2 separate regions of the Homo sapiens genome follow, and region 2 is linked to region 1. The links are chromatin contacts, found by Hi-C in ENCODE. All regions are on one chromosome and are shown on one strand. Each heading gives the region's core, a stretch centred on a gene start or an enhancer-like site at or near the end of the contact. The rest is flanking DNA. Distances are from core to core; before and after follow the strand shown. Region 1 overlaps DNMBP (dynamin binding protein). Region 2 holds the start of CPN1 (carboxypeptidase N subunit 1).

Region 1 (7,414 bases), core at 1,718-4,217:
TATATGTCAGAGTTTGGTGGGAAATGTTTATGATTTATTTTGAAGTGCATCAAAATAAAAAATATATATATTTGAAATGCATCCAAAAAATAACACAAATTGATAAACGAATAAAGGGATAGATAATATGTGATAAAGTAACTGCAGTAAGATGTTAATGCTAGAATCTAGGTGGTGGGTGTAAAATTCTTTCAACCTCACTGTTTGAAAATTTTCATAGTTAAATGTTGGAGAAACAGAAAAATGGAAGTCTAGAGGATGTTGAAGGAAGAACCAATGAAGTTTAAGAAAAGTGATGTTTGCCATAAAAAGAACGTGGGCATGGGAATCAAACAGGCCTGAATTCGGGTTCTGGTTTAGCTATTTGTCAGCTAAAGAGATTGAGTAAATTGCTCAGTGGTGGTGCTGGGATTGGAATGCAGGCACCCTGGCTTTGGAGACTTGCTGTCTACCTTGCGGAGTCGTGAGGATTTAAGCTCCTAGATCAGTGTCTGACACTTGGTAGATAATCATACAATAGCTGTTGTTCTTAGTGTACCGTCTGCCATAGAGGATGAAGAAGTCCAAGACATTAATGCTTGACCTGGAAGATTTCTATGACATTGCTATGGCACTGTTGCCAGTGCCATACATAGATAGACAAGCTGGAAGGTAAAACTATTTTTGGGGAAGAGATGGTTAATTTAGTTTTAGGTAAGTAAAACTTGAGATTTTGATATGAATAGTTTCATATATTGTGACAGGTTGGATTATTGGAAAAAAATTTTTAAAAGATAAGAATAAAAAAAGAGTTTCATATATTTTCCCAAACTTCAACAAATCGTTTGTTCATCAAAAATCTGAAAATATTTTATGTGCCAGGCACTGCTGTAGACCAGTGAATGAAATAAATCTCTTCCTTCACAGAGTTTACATTCTAAAAGGGTTTGAAGAATTTTCTTTCCAAATATATCTATATTTCAAATGCAGAATGACTCCCTAAAGGTGGAAAGATAGGCGTTCACCAGCAAGGGAAGAAGATGGTGTTTTCATAGCAAATTTTTCTGCTGTCCCTGAAATCATGCCATATAAGCAGTAATTTCCTCGGTGTTCTCTCAAGCCCATCTGTGTTCTGATTTCCTCTGCAGTTCTTTTTACTTCTATCTGGAGTTGGTGGAACAGCTTATAGAAGCCATTTATGATTGTTTCAAAATATATGCTCAGGCTTCTAAAATGGCCCTGGCATGAATAAGAGTAGCTGCTTTTCATAGGGTATACAGGGCAGAGAAGACAGATGAGATTCGTCATATTATACATACTTTTGGGTCTCACACATGAATCATGTAATTTAGCGAGGCCGTGACTTCAGTACCCTTCTAGGGTGTGTGCTCCTCAGTGATTATGCACTCATTCCAATGGAGTAGGAGGTCAGTCAGTAAAAGTATTTATTGAGCCAGATTCTCCTCTGCTTCTGAGTCATTTTCTGGTAGAGTGAAAAGGTTCTCTGGGAGAAGCTTTAACTCTTTCAGATTACAAGCATTACTCCCTTTGTGTAATGGGGTAGTTCTCTAAGTAATTATATGGGGTTTATGCTAATTCTTTACTTGATATTTTAGATAATTAGATATATCTAGTCTGATAGATGAAATCTGAGAAAATGTAGTATAAGAAGAAAAATAGTATCTAATTTGGCCGAAGGTTAAGGAATAGTTTTAATAACATAAACATCTAGATGGCTAAGAAGTTTGCAGGACATTATGTGTGGTGTTTTTTTTTTTAAGAAAATACTTAGGACACCACCCTTATGTGGAAATCTGACATCTGGCAACTTCAGTCCTCTGGAAGACAGCCAGAAAGTAAGAAAGGGGCCTCAGTGCACATGAAAATAACTGTTGAAAAACTCTACCACGAACATGTGTCCTTTCCCACCACAGTAGAGTTTGTTAGCCTCGCATTTAGAGCTTGTTTACTTTTATTTATCTAGGAACTTTACATAATTTTGGTAGTATGCGTGTGGTCTCCCCTCCATAGCAGATCATAAACAGCAATATAGCAAGGGCGTGGAAAAGTTGACAGAGGAGAGCAGAGGGTAGGCTGACGTTGAAAGAGAAAGGCCTAAAAGATAGACAGTGCTGGTATTGTGTATCACAGCTTAATACAGTAATGTGTAGTCTTAATAATGAACTTGGACCCATCAGCCAAAGAGTAAGTCATGTTCAAGGTCTTCTAATAAAGAAGTCAGGGAAGTCTGGAGTGTGTCTATTTTTAAACAATCAAAGTTAACCAGGTTTTGACATGTTGAAATGGTAAGCTCCGTAGAGTTTATATGTTTGAAATAGCACATTCTCTGATGATGCTATATCAGTGACACAAATTTGAGCTTGCAGTTGATTATGGAAATGATGCTTTGTAATAATGACTAATGTTTATTGAGCAGCTACTATACCAGCCCTGACCTAGGTGCTTTCACACTGTTAGCATACTGGTTAAGGCTTTGGAGACAGACAGATTTGGGTTCCCATTACACCTCTGACTTACTATGTGACCTTGGACAGCTATCATCTCTCTGATCCCGTGTCCCCACCTGCCAAATGGGAACCAATAACATATGATAGGGTCCTTGCGAGGACTCAGGGAAGTACATGGTAAATGCATGTACCTAGGAAGTACTCAATGAATGTTAGGCACTGTTATAACTATAATAGTCTTGATGGTTATTATGAAAGTATGATTATCTCCATTTTTCTGGATGAGGAAACTGAAGCCCAGAGAGTTTAAGTAAGATGTCCAAGGTGAAATCGCTAATAAATAGTGGAGCTGGCCTGTGGACCTGGGTCTCTCTGACTACAGAAGCCTAGTGCTTTACATTCATATATGCTGCCTCTGCAGCATGTAATTATAATTAGATTTTTTTTGGTAATACTTAGAGAAAATGTGTTAGTAGCATCTGTGGGAAATACCCACTTACCACTTCTCTTTTCCACTGTGGACTCAAGTCGTCTTATTATAGACAAAAAGTCTATAATAAGTAACACAAAGATAACCTACTTTTGCTTGACAGTACAAATTAAATAGGTAATGTTTGTGTAGCATGATTTATTAACATCTTCTAGGTACTCCATATTAATATACTAAATGATTTATTATATGCCTAATATGTTTATCCACATCAGTGTTTTCTTGGATATAATTTTTTTTTTTTTTGAGACATAGTTTTGCTCTTGTTGCCCAGGCTGGAGTGCAATGGTGCGATTTTGGCTCACTGCAACTCCGCCTCCTGGGTTGAAGTGATTCTCCTGCCTCAGCCTCCTGAGTAGCTGGGATTACAGGCATGCACCACCACGCCTGGCTAATTTTGTAATTTTAATAGAGACGGGGTTTCTCCATGTTGGTCAGGCTGGTCTCGAGCTCCCTGACCTCAGGTGATCCACCCGCCTCAGCCTCCCAAAGTGCTGGGATTACAGGCATGAGCCACCGTGCCTGGCTGGATTATAAATTAACAGAGGTCAGGTATGGTGGCTTCTCCCTGTAACCCCCTGGCACTTTGGGAGGCCAAGGTGGGTGGCCCAGGAGTTTGAGACCAGCCTGGGCAACATAGTAAAACCCTGTCTCTACAAAAAGGTACAAAAAAAATTAGCTGGGCATGGTTATGCATACCTGTAGCCATATGTACCCAGGAGGCTGAGGTGGGAAGATTGCTTGAGCCCTGGATATCGAGGCTACGGTGAGCCACTGCTCTCCAGCCTGGGCCTCAGAATAGGACCCTGTCTCATAAATAAATAAAATTAACAGAGCTACCACTACCTTTTCTTTTTTTGTAATTAGGCACTTCATGCTTTTTGATGTGATGATGGTTGTATGTGAGATGGAAGGTAGAGTCCTCATTCATCTCTACCAAGACCAAATAAGTACTTGAGATGGTTGAAAATAGACTTGTACTTGGGAGGCTGAGGCAGGAGGATCACTTGAGCCCAGGAGTTCAAGGCTGCAGTGAGCTATTTTTGCACTCCAGCCTGGGCAACAGAGCAAGACCCCATCTCTAAAAAGAAAAGAAAAGAAAAACAGATTTCAGGCCTGGATACTCTGGTGATCTTCAGCTGCTCCTTTAAGAGACCTAGGGAGAAATGTAGCTGTCATCAAGGCTGATTGTCTACAGAGGGATGGATGTCCACTACTTATGTCCTCTCTTTCTGCTGCTTCAATACATACGTAGGTTCCCCAGCCACATGCATCAAGGTAATGGACACATCGTCTTATTACAGCACAGACACCGTAACAGTACAAGGATACTCCCCGGGGTTGGGCCACTGACTTCTGTGAACCAAAAACATATACTTGATCTGGCATAGGATGCTAAATCTTGTCTGGAGGTGCCATCTACATAGTCCTTTCTTCCTTTCTTACAGATTTTTACTTTTCTAACTTTTTTTTTTATAAAATAGAGGTGAAGTCGTGCTGTGTTGCCCACGTTGGTCTTGAACTCCTGACTGCAATTGATCCTCTAGCCTTAGTCTCCCGAAGTGCTAGGATTATAGGCATGAGCCATTCAATAGATTTTCCCTTTCCTTTTCCTTTTTCCTTTTCTGAGTCTCACTCCGTCACCCAGGCTGGAATGCAATGAATGGCATGATCTCGGCTCACTGCAACCTCGGCCTCCCAGGTTCAAGTGATTCTCCTGCCTCAGCCTCCCAAGTAGCTGGGATTACAGGCACCCGCCACTGTGCCTGACTGATTTTTGTGTTTTTAGTAGAGACGGGGTTTCACCATGTTGCCCAGGCTGGCCTCAAAACTCCTCACCTCAGGTGATCTGCCCGCCTTGGCCTCGCAAAGTGCTGGGATTACAGGTGCGAGCCACCGCGCCAGTCCCCAACAGGTTTTCCATCTAGGCCTTTGAGGCATAGTTCTGCTGCTGTTCTTCAGGTTGTGGTACATTTGTTTGCAGATAGTCTCAGTAGGTAGGAACCAGAATGCCCTCAGTTTGAGTTCTGGCCCTGCTGCTGTGAGCACTGTGATCTTGGACAAATAATGTTTTCTAACTATACTGAGCCTTAGTATCCTAATCTTTAAGATCTATAGGGAATAAAATGCCATATTTAAAATCTCTACTTTTTAAAGTATTGTATTTTAAAATTACCATGTTGTCTGGTGTTTTAAAAATGTTAATTTCATTACTGCCCTCTTCAGGCATTCTGAAAAGCCTACATTTGCTGACACTTGAATCTTTTCTATCACTGAGAGGTCTAGGGTTTTTGTTTTGTTTTGTTTTGTTTTGTTCCTGAATTCCTTTGCGGTCCAAATGAAAAATATATGAAGAAATTATTATTTTTAAATTAGACCAGGTGCGGTGGCTCATGCCTGGAATCCCAACACTTTGGGAGGCCAAAGCAGGAGGATCACTGAAGCCAGGAGTTCAACACTAGCCTGGGTAACGAAGTGAGATCTCATCTCTACAAATAAATAAATAAATAAATAAATAAATAAATGCCGCAGGCAGTGGCTCACGCCTGTAATCCCAGCACTTTGGGAGGCTGAGGTGGGCAGATCACTTGAGGCCAGGAGTTTGAGATGAGCCTGGCCAATGTGGCAAAACCCTGTCTCTACTAAAAATACAAAAATTAGTTGGGCATGGTGGTGCATGCCTGTAGTCCTACCTACTTGGGAGGCTGAGCCTTGAGAATCACTTGGGAGGCTGAGCCAGGAGGCAGAGGTGGCAGTGAGCCAAGATTGTGCCACTGCACTCCAGTGTGGAACACACAGCGAGATTTCATCTCAAAAAATAAAAATAAAAAGTCAGGCACAGTGGTGTGCGCCTGTAGTTCCAGCTACTCAGAAAGCTGAGGTAGGAGGATCACTTGAGCCCAGGAGCTGGAGGCTGCAGTGAGCTATGATCACACCACTGCACTCCAGCCTGGGTGATAAAGCGAGACCTGTTTCCCCCGGCCCCCAAAAAGGGAAAAAGAAATGAGAAATAACTTTGATATTTTAAAATATGAGGCCAGGTACAGTGGAGCATGCCTGTAATCCCAGCACTTTGGGAGGCCAGGGTAGGCAGATTGCTTCAGCCCAGGAGTTTGAGACCAGCCTGGGCAACATGGTGAAACCCTGCCTCTAGTAAAAATACAAAAAATTAGCTGGACATGGTGGCACATGCCTGTAGCCCAAGTTTCTTGGGAGACTGAGCTGGGAGAATCACCTGAGCCCAGGAAGTCGAGGCTACAGTGAGCCATGATTGCTCCACTGCACTCCAGCCTGGGCGATGGGAGTGAGACCCTGTCTCAAAAATAAAATAGGAAGTACTAACTTATTTGCTTAGCTTTGGCTTCATTTTAAGTATATTTGTATCTTAAGCTTTATCATTCCAAGAAATAGATCTATATTGCAGTGTCTTAAATATTGATGTTTTCTATTTCTCTTGATCTATCTTTCCAGGTTATAAAACATGGAGGCTGGCTCAGTGGTTCGAGCCATTTTTGACTTCTGCCCTAGCGTATCAGAAGAACTGCCGCTCTTTGTGGGAGATATTATTGAGGTGCTGGCAGTGGTGGATGAATTTTGGCTTCTAGGAAAGAAGGAGGATGTTACAGGTAAGTAAGAGACTCATAGTGGACCACAGGCCCTGACTTCTTTCCATATTAAAAATAAAGGCTGGCACTGCACTCCAGCCTGGGCAACAGAGTGAGACCCTGTCTTAAAAAAAAAAAAAGAAAGAAAGAAAGAAAGAAAGAAAATTATTCCTAGCTGGGCACAGTGGCTCATGCCTATAATCCCAGCACTTTGGGAGGCTGAGGTGGGTGGATCCCCTGAAGTCAGGAGTTCAAGACCAGCCTGGCCAACATGGTGAGATGGTGAGACCCTGTCTCTACTAAAAATACAAAATTTGCTGGGTGTGGTGGCGCGTGCCTGTAATCCCAGCTACTCAGGAGGCAAGGCTGGAGAATTGCTTGAACCCAGGAGGTGAAGATTGCAGTGAGTTGAGATTGTGCCATTGCATTCCAGCCTGGGCGACAAGAGTGAAACTCTGTCTCTAAATAAGTAAATAAATAATAAAAATAAAAATAAAGGCTGGGCATGGTGGGTCATGCTTATAATCCCAGCACTTTGGGAGGCTGAGATGGGAGGATTGCTTGAGGCCAAGAGTTCATGACCAGCCTGGTCAACATAGCAAGACACCATCTCAATAAATAAATAAGAAAGGATGGGAGGTAGGGAGGGAGGAAGAGAAAGAAAAGAAAGAAAGGAAGGAAGGAAGGAAAGAAAAGAAAGCTAGCTAAATGGGAAGCCCAAGTCAATAAATTTCAGAATCCTTTTGTGTTTACCTACTGTATTCATATGTGGTCTCTACCAGTTAGGGGAAGATTTCTGTTACCATTCCATCTCTGTGTTGATTCCTTCAAGAGGTTGCACCACTAGACACCAGCTGCCCCAGCCCAGGTTT
Region 2 (7,414 bases), core at 1,259-3,758, 110 kb before region 1:
CAACCTCCTGAGTACCTGGGATTATAGGCGGGTGCCACCACACCCAGCTAATTTTTATATTTTTAGTAGAGATGGAGTTTCACCATGTTGGCTAGGCTGGTCTAGAACTCCTGATCTCAAGTGAGCCACCTGCCTCAGCCTCCCAAAGTGCTGGGATTACAGGCGTGAGCCACCGTACCCGGTAAGTTTATGATTAAATGATGTTTAGTAAAGTTATCAAGCTGACCAACTATTACCATCACCCAGTTCTAGAACATCTCCATCACTCCAATAAGATCTTCCTTGGATCCAGTTTGAGTGGCTGATTCATCCGTTAGAAAATAAATCCCTCATGCCCATTTACAGTTAATTTCCATTCCCATCCCCAACCTCAGGGGAACATTATTTTACCTTCTGTCTCTATAGGTTTACCTTTGCAGGACATTTCATATAAATGGAATTATACATTATGTGTTTTTTTCATGTCTGGCTTCTTTCACTTTGCATAGTGTTTTTGAAGTTCATCCACATTGTAGCATGTAGTCGCATTTTATTCTTTTTTTTGCTGAATAGTGTTCAATTGTATGGTTATATCATATTTTATTTATTCACCAGTTGATAGACATTTAGGTAGTTTCTACTTTTTGCCTATTATGAATAATGCTGCTGTGAACATTCTGTGGGCAAGTTTGTTCTATTGGGTACATACCCAGGAATGGAATTGTTGAGTTGTATGGTAAATTTATATTTAATTCTTTCAGAGGGCTGTACTTATTTTTTATTCCCTTTTAAAAACAGCTTTATTGAGATACAATTTGCATATCATAGAATTCATCTGTTTTAAGTATGCAATTCAATGAATTTTAGTATATTTATCGAGTTGTATAGACATCACCATCACCACAATCTAATTTTAGAACATTTCTATCACTCTAAAAAGAAATTTTGTGTCCACTTGTGGTGTTTTGGGTCTGGCTTCTTTTACCAGGCATGTGTAAGATTCATTCACATTGTACAATATATTAGCACTCCACTCCTTTTTATTGTCAAATACTATTTCATTGTATGGATATGCCATATTTTGTTTATCCGCTCAGTGGTTAATGGACATTTGGGTTGTTTCCACTTTTTGTCTCTTGTGAACAATACTGCTATGGACATTTATGTACAAGTTTTTGTGTGGATGTGTGTTTTCATTTCTCTTGCATAGGTACCTAGGAGTGAAACTGTTGTATTATATAGTAAGTATATATTTAACCTTGTAAGAAACTGCTAAACTGTTTTCCAAACTGGCTGTACTATTTATTTGTTTATCTTTATTTTTTATTTTTTTTGAGATGGAGTCTCGCTCTGTCACCAAGCTGGAGTGCAGTGGCGTGATCTCAGCTCACTGCAACCTCCTCCTCTCAGGTTCAAGCAATTCTCCTGCCTCAGACTCCTGAGTAGCTGGGACTACAGGCGTGTGCCACCATGCCCAGCTAATTTTTGTATTTTTAGTAGAGAGGGGGTTTTGCCATGTTTGCCAGGATGATCTCGATCTCTTGACCTCGTGATCCACCTGCCTCGGCCTCTCAAAGTCCTGGGCTACAGGCATGAGCCACTGCACCTGGTCTGGCTGCACTATTTATGAGGGTTCCAGTTTCTCCCTATTCTCACCAACATTTGTTATTGTCTGTCTTTTTTATTGTAGCCATTCTAGTGGAGGTAAAGTATATTTCATGTGTGATTTTTGTTTGTTTGTTTTTTGAGATGAGGTCTCACTCTGTTGCCCAGGCTGGAGTGTAGTGGCATGATCATGGCTCACTTCAGGCCCCACCACCCAGGTTCAAGTGATTCTCTGCCTCAGCCTCCCTAGTAGCTGGAACTACAGGCATGCCATCACACCCAGCTAATTTTAAAAATATTTGTAGAGGTGGGGTCTTGCTATGTTGCCCAGGCTGATCTCAAACTCCTGGGCTCAAGTGATCCTCCCAATTTGGCCTCCCAAAGTGCTGAGATTATAGGCATGAGCCACCATGACTGGATCTCATGTGGTTTTAATTTGTATTTCCTTAATGACTAATGACACTGAACATCTTTAAATGTGCTTATTAGCCATTTGTATATCTATTTTGGTCAAATGTTTTGCCCATGTTTTAATTGGGTTGTTTGTTTTCTTATTGTATTGTAAGGATTCTTTACGTATTATGGGGGTATTATCGGATACATGATTTACAATTGTTTTCTCCCAGTCCGAGGCTAATCTTTTCCTTTTCTTAATGGCATCTGTTGAAAGATTTTTGAGGAAAAAAAGGACAAAATACAGCCATGCTTCAGAAAGATAGGCAGGCAGCAGTACGTGGGATGGATCAAAAGGGACAGAGAACTCTTTTTGAAAGTTGTAATAAAAGGAACAGGCACAGGCCAAGTTTTAAAAAATTCTCCAGGAATCAAAGGGTTATAAGCAGCTATTTATTGAAGCCTGTTTACAGTCCAGTTAACCAGTAAACCAGAATCAGTGAAACTACCCATCTGGGGAAGTGCAAAAAACCTTTCAAAAGGCTTTCCTGGATTAGAGAAAGAAAGGGAGTGAGGGAGGAGAGATGAGTGGCTATTCCAGAACGACATAAAGAATTTCCAGCCTTGGACGGACAGCTGGGAACGTCTTCCAATTTGGACTGGTGTTTACAAGCGGGAAGCTAGGTGGACCTTGGATTTTGGCGGGTGAAGAGGCTAGGTTGTTTAAGGAGGTGGGGCGCGTTTCAGTGGCTCTCTTTGAAAAAGCCCAGCAAGATGTCAGACCTGCTCTCAGTCTTCCTCCACCTCCTCCTTCTCTTCAAGTTGGTTGCCCCGGTGACCTTTCGCCACCACCGCTATGATGATCTTGTGCGGACGCTGTACAAGGTGCAAAACGAATGCCCCGGCATCACGCGGGTCTACAGCATTGGGCGCAGCGTGGAGGGGAGACACCTCTACGTGCTGGAGTTCAGCGACCACCCTGGAATCCACGAGCCCTGTAAGTTCTGAACAGCTCTTGAGGGTGTGTGGGGCAGGGCCTTTCCCTTGCAAATCCAGTAATTGGAGTGGTTTCTGGGGTGGTCCGTGGACGCCTCCGCCTACAAGGTATTATCTCTTTCTCAGCCTGTGCTATTTCCCTCTTAGCCCTCAAACTGCCACTGCCTCTGGGGAGCTATAACCCTCCTTCAGCCTTCAGATCTTTCCTCCTTTTTGGGTTCTGTTTGCTCAAAACTTTAATGGTAAAAGATGAGTCTTCTTCCCTGCTCATGTCCCATATCCCTTCATTTCCCCCATTTCCTTTCTTTTCCCCTTACTATTGTTCTGTCTTTCCCCACCCAATGGCTCAGGAGACATAGGCAAAAACAATGAGCCCTTCTAGTTCTGCCAGGAAACTTAGAAGGGTATAGGGGAATCTCTTCGGGGAGTGACAGTGTGGTATTCCAGAGAGAGTTTGGGGACTTGGGTGTCAGTTTTATTTACTGGATTCTTTTTTATTTTTTATTTTTTTGAGACGGGGTCTGGCTCTGTTGCCCAGGCTGGAATGCAGTGGCATGATCTCAGCTCACTGCAGCCTCCACCTCCTGGGCTCAGGTGATCCTTTCCCCTCAGCCTCCTAGGTAGCTGGGACCACAGGCATGCACCAATACGCCCGGCTAATTTTTGTATTTTTAGTAGAGACAGGGTTTCATCATGTTAACCAGGCTAATCTCAAACTCCTGGGCTCAGGCGATCCACCCACCTTGGCCTCCCAGTGTTGGGATTACAGGCGTGAGCCACCGCACTTAGCCTGGATTCCTTTTTTTAGTTTGTTTCTACTGTAAAAGCAATCCATGTTTGGATTAAAATTTAGAGATTAGATAAGGAAAAAAAATAATAAAACTCACCCCAAATCCCACCACTGTTAATGTATTGATGTATATCCTTCCAGACTTTTTTCTATGCATATTTAAACCCTGACTCAAACACATGTAATTGTTTCTATAAAAATGAAATTGTATTATAACTGCCCTTCTCATTTCACAATCTGTTATGGATAGCATCCATGTCTATAAGTGCAGATCTACATCACTGTGGTTTTGGCTGTGTAATAGCTCATTGCATGACTATGTTTAACTGTCCATATATTGATGGACATTTAAGTTGTTTCTAATTTCTCACTTCTTTCCTTACCAGTTCCTCCTTCAAACTCAACTTCAAATCTCCCTTTACCTCTTCGCTTCCACATCCCCTGCCCAAGTCCAGACTCCATCACAAGCTGCCTACATGATTGCACTGAACTCCCAACTGGTTTCTAACTTCATTTTTTTTTTTTTTTGAGATGGAGTCTCACTCTGTTGCCCAGGCTGGAATGCAGTGGTGCAATCTCAGCTCACTGAAACCTCCACCTCCCGGGTTCAAGCAATTCTCCTGCCTCAGCCTCCCAAGTAGCTGGGATTACAGGCGTGCACTACCATGCCTGGCTAATTTTTTTTATTTTTAGTAGAGACGGGGTTTCACCGTGTTGGCCAGGCTGGTCTCAAACTCCTGACCTCAAGTGATCCACCCGCCTTGGCCTCCCAAAGTGTTGGGATTACAGGCGTGAGCCACCGTGCCCAGCCAGGTCTCTAACTTCGAACTGCTGCACTCTGAATCTTCCATTTGGTACACAGATGCCAGAAAAATTTTCCTAAATCTTGACATAATCCCACTTTCCTACTTTAAAAGCCTCACACTCAATGGACTGGCCATGGGATTCAGAATATTGCATGGAGGAGGCTCATAGAAGGCCATGGGGTTACCTGGGATAATTGCCTCGCTTTGAAACTGCACTTCCATAGCAAGCAGCCTGCTGTCAATCAGATCATATGTTCACTGTGGAAGCTCGTGAGTGTTCATGGACATCATGGGGTTAGCCCCCCAACACTCCAAGCCCCCTTGTTGGTGCTCCTGTACTTTCTAGCTTTCAAGGCCTTCTTTGAAGCTTTTTCACAGGACTCTAGCCCTCACTGTTCCCTCTTTTCTCTGAAGCACTATAACTGCTATTCACCCATTCATTCCTTTAATTCATTCATTCCACAAATATTTACCAATCACCTACAATATGCAGGCACTTTTGTAGACTCTGGAAGTACAGCAGAGAATAAAACAAAGACCCTGCCCTCATGGGCCCGAATTCTAGTGGGGTAAGACTGACAATAAATGGGTAACTACGTAAATACATATTACATCAGATGGAAATAAGTGCTGTAGAGAAAACTAAATCAGGAAAAAGAGATAAGGATGGCATGGAGGAAGACAAGGAGGAGCAGGAGAGGCACTCAGGAGAGGCGTCTCCACTGAGGTGGCTTTGAACAGAGAGCTGAAGGATGGGTGTGATGGCACATGCCGTGCTGATATTGAGGAGGAAAAGATGACGGGCAGAGGGAAGAGCAAAGGCAATGCTCTGGAGCATGCTTGGCACATGTGAGGAACAGCAAGGGGGCCAGTGCGGCTCCAGCCGAGTGAATGAGGGGAGAGCAAGAGAGGAGGTCACAGCCATGTGATGGGGACACCAGGCAACAGGAGATCACGCAGGGCCTCATAGGCCCTGGTAAAGATCTGGGCTTTTACTTTGAGTCAAGTGAGAAGCCACTGGAGGGTTTTTTAAGCAGAAGGGGGAGACGATCTGTCTTAAATTTTGTAAAGATCACTCAGAACAGGGGTCAGCAAACTACAGCCCAAGGGCCAGCCACCTGTTTTGGTAAATGAAGTTTTATGGGAACATAATCACGCCCATTCACTTTTATCTTGTCCATGGCTGCTTTTGCTGGAAGAGTTGAGTAGCTGTGACAGAGACATCACGGCCCACAAAGCCTAAAGGATTTACTCTCTAGTTCTTTATAAAAAAGTTTTGCCAACCCCTGACTCTGGATAATAGACTTTAAAGGGGCTAGGCAGCTGCAGGGAGACCAAGTGGGAGATTTATTGCAATAACCTAATATTGCCAATAGTACCAAGCTTGAAGGTGCAGGGGCTTGAACCAAAATGGTAGCAGTGATTGTTATGAGAAGTGGTTGTGTTCCAGATATATTGAAAGTAGAGGCCAGCTGTGGTGGCTTATGCCTGTAATCCCAGTACTTTGGGAGGACTGCCTGAGGCCAAAAGTTTCAGACCAGTCTGGACAACATAGTGAGACTTGTCTCTGTAATAAATTTTTTTTTTAGAAAATTAGCCTCGTGTGGTAGTGTGCACTTGTGGTCCCAGCTCCTCAGGAGGCTGAGGCGGGAGGATGGCTTGAACTGAGAAATTCGAGAGGCTATCCTGAGCTATGATTGTGCCACTGCACTCCAGCATGAATGACTGAGCAAGACCCTGTCTCTAAATTAAAAAAAAGAAAAAGAAAAAAGAAAAAGGAGAGCCAAAAGAATCTGCCATTAAGCATCTGCTAAGTGCATGGCACTGTCCAAAGTTCTACAGGGCAGTGGTTCCCAGACTTACAGATTTCATAAAGAAGTTAAAAAAAGTGTTGTTGTTGTTTTTTTTTAAATAAATAGGAGACCGGAGGGAACTAAAACAGATCTTCCAAATTTTATTTTACTGAATAAGGATGTGAAGAAAACTACCTGTCATCTACTATATCCATCCTTTTCTAACAGAAAAGACATTTTAACACCAAGAAAAGTAAGAAAGACATAATCTATGATTTAAAAAAATACACTAAGATTAAAGAATACTCGCTATGGAAAATCCACCACATGATCCTTATGGATTATAAGCATTCCTTTGAGAAAAACTGCTGTAGGTATACTAAGATAAATAATAATGGATGGTGTCACAAGTTAAAAATTATGTACACTGCTAAGGCCAGGTCCGGAAAAGGAAATAGAACATATATAAAAATAGGTAAAACCCAGCCGGGTGCAATGGCTCACACCTGTAATCCTAGCACTTTGGGAGGCCAAGGCGGGTGGATCACCTGAAGTCGGGAGTTTGAGACCAGCCTGGCCAACATGGTGAAACCCTGTCTCTATTAAAAATATAAAAATCAGCCAAGTGTGGTGGCAGGCACCTGTAGTCCCAGCTAATTGGGAGGCTGAGGCAGGAGAATTGCTTGAACCTGGGAGGTGGAGGTTGCAGTGAACTGGGATTTTGCCACTGCACTCCAGACTGGGTGACAGAGTGAGACTCCATCTCAAAAAAAAAAAAAAAAAAAAAGGTAAAACCGGGGAAGTCAACAGAGAGCTCTCTCTCATCAAGGAGAACCCAAGATGACTTCACAGAGTATCATGTGAACTGGGCCTAGAAGGGTGGTGAGAAGGATTTGGAAATGAGAAGATGAAGAGGTACAGAACCAGAAAAGTCATGGACGCAGGAAAGTATTGGGTGTAAGAAAAATCATTTGGCAAGAGCTTTTCTCCTTCCTCTTAAAAGAGGGCAAGAATGATTTTCTTTAGGTGACCCCAGAAACTTTCAGATCCTC

The links. Hi-C counts contacts between places; a loop is a spot of excess contacts on that map. Pooled maps may share reads with other maps.
Region 2: a loop to region 1 is called in a map of endothelial cell of hepatic sinusoid, with 4 times the contacts of the local background. The contact joins the promoter of CPN1 here to the enhancer-like site in region 1. A Hi-C loop is called at or near these places in 1 of 168 maps with a recorded cell type or tissue (endothelial cell of hepatic sinusoid) and 1 of 50 pooled maps.

What each region holds. Positions count from the first base shown.
Region 1 is chr10:99,971,129-99,978,542 of GRCh38, reverse strand. DNMBP (dynamin binding protein) reads left to right here. Exons shown (of 17, transcript NM_015221.4): 2 at 6,409-6,563. The coding sequence starts at 6,419. Among named protein-coding and RNA genes, the nearest start is that of DNMBP, 35 kb to the left of the region's middle. Within about 2 kb of position 2,967, at least 9 of the 41 ENCODE cell types and tissues checked have a DNase peak (open chromatin) inside an H3K27ac peak, as active enhancers do.
Region 2 is chr10:100,076,963-100,084,376 of GRCh38, reverse strand. CPN1 (carboxypeptidase N subunit 1) reads left to right here and starts at 2,508. Exons shown (of 9, transcript NM_001308.3): 1 at 2,508-2,974. The coding sequence starts at 2,752. RefSeq lists a silencer at 7,316-7,375.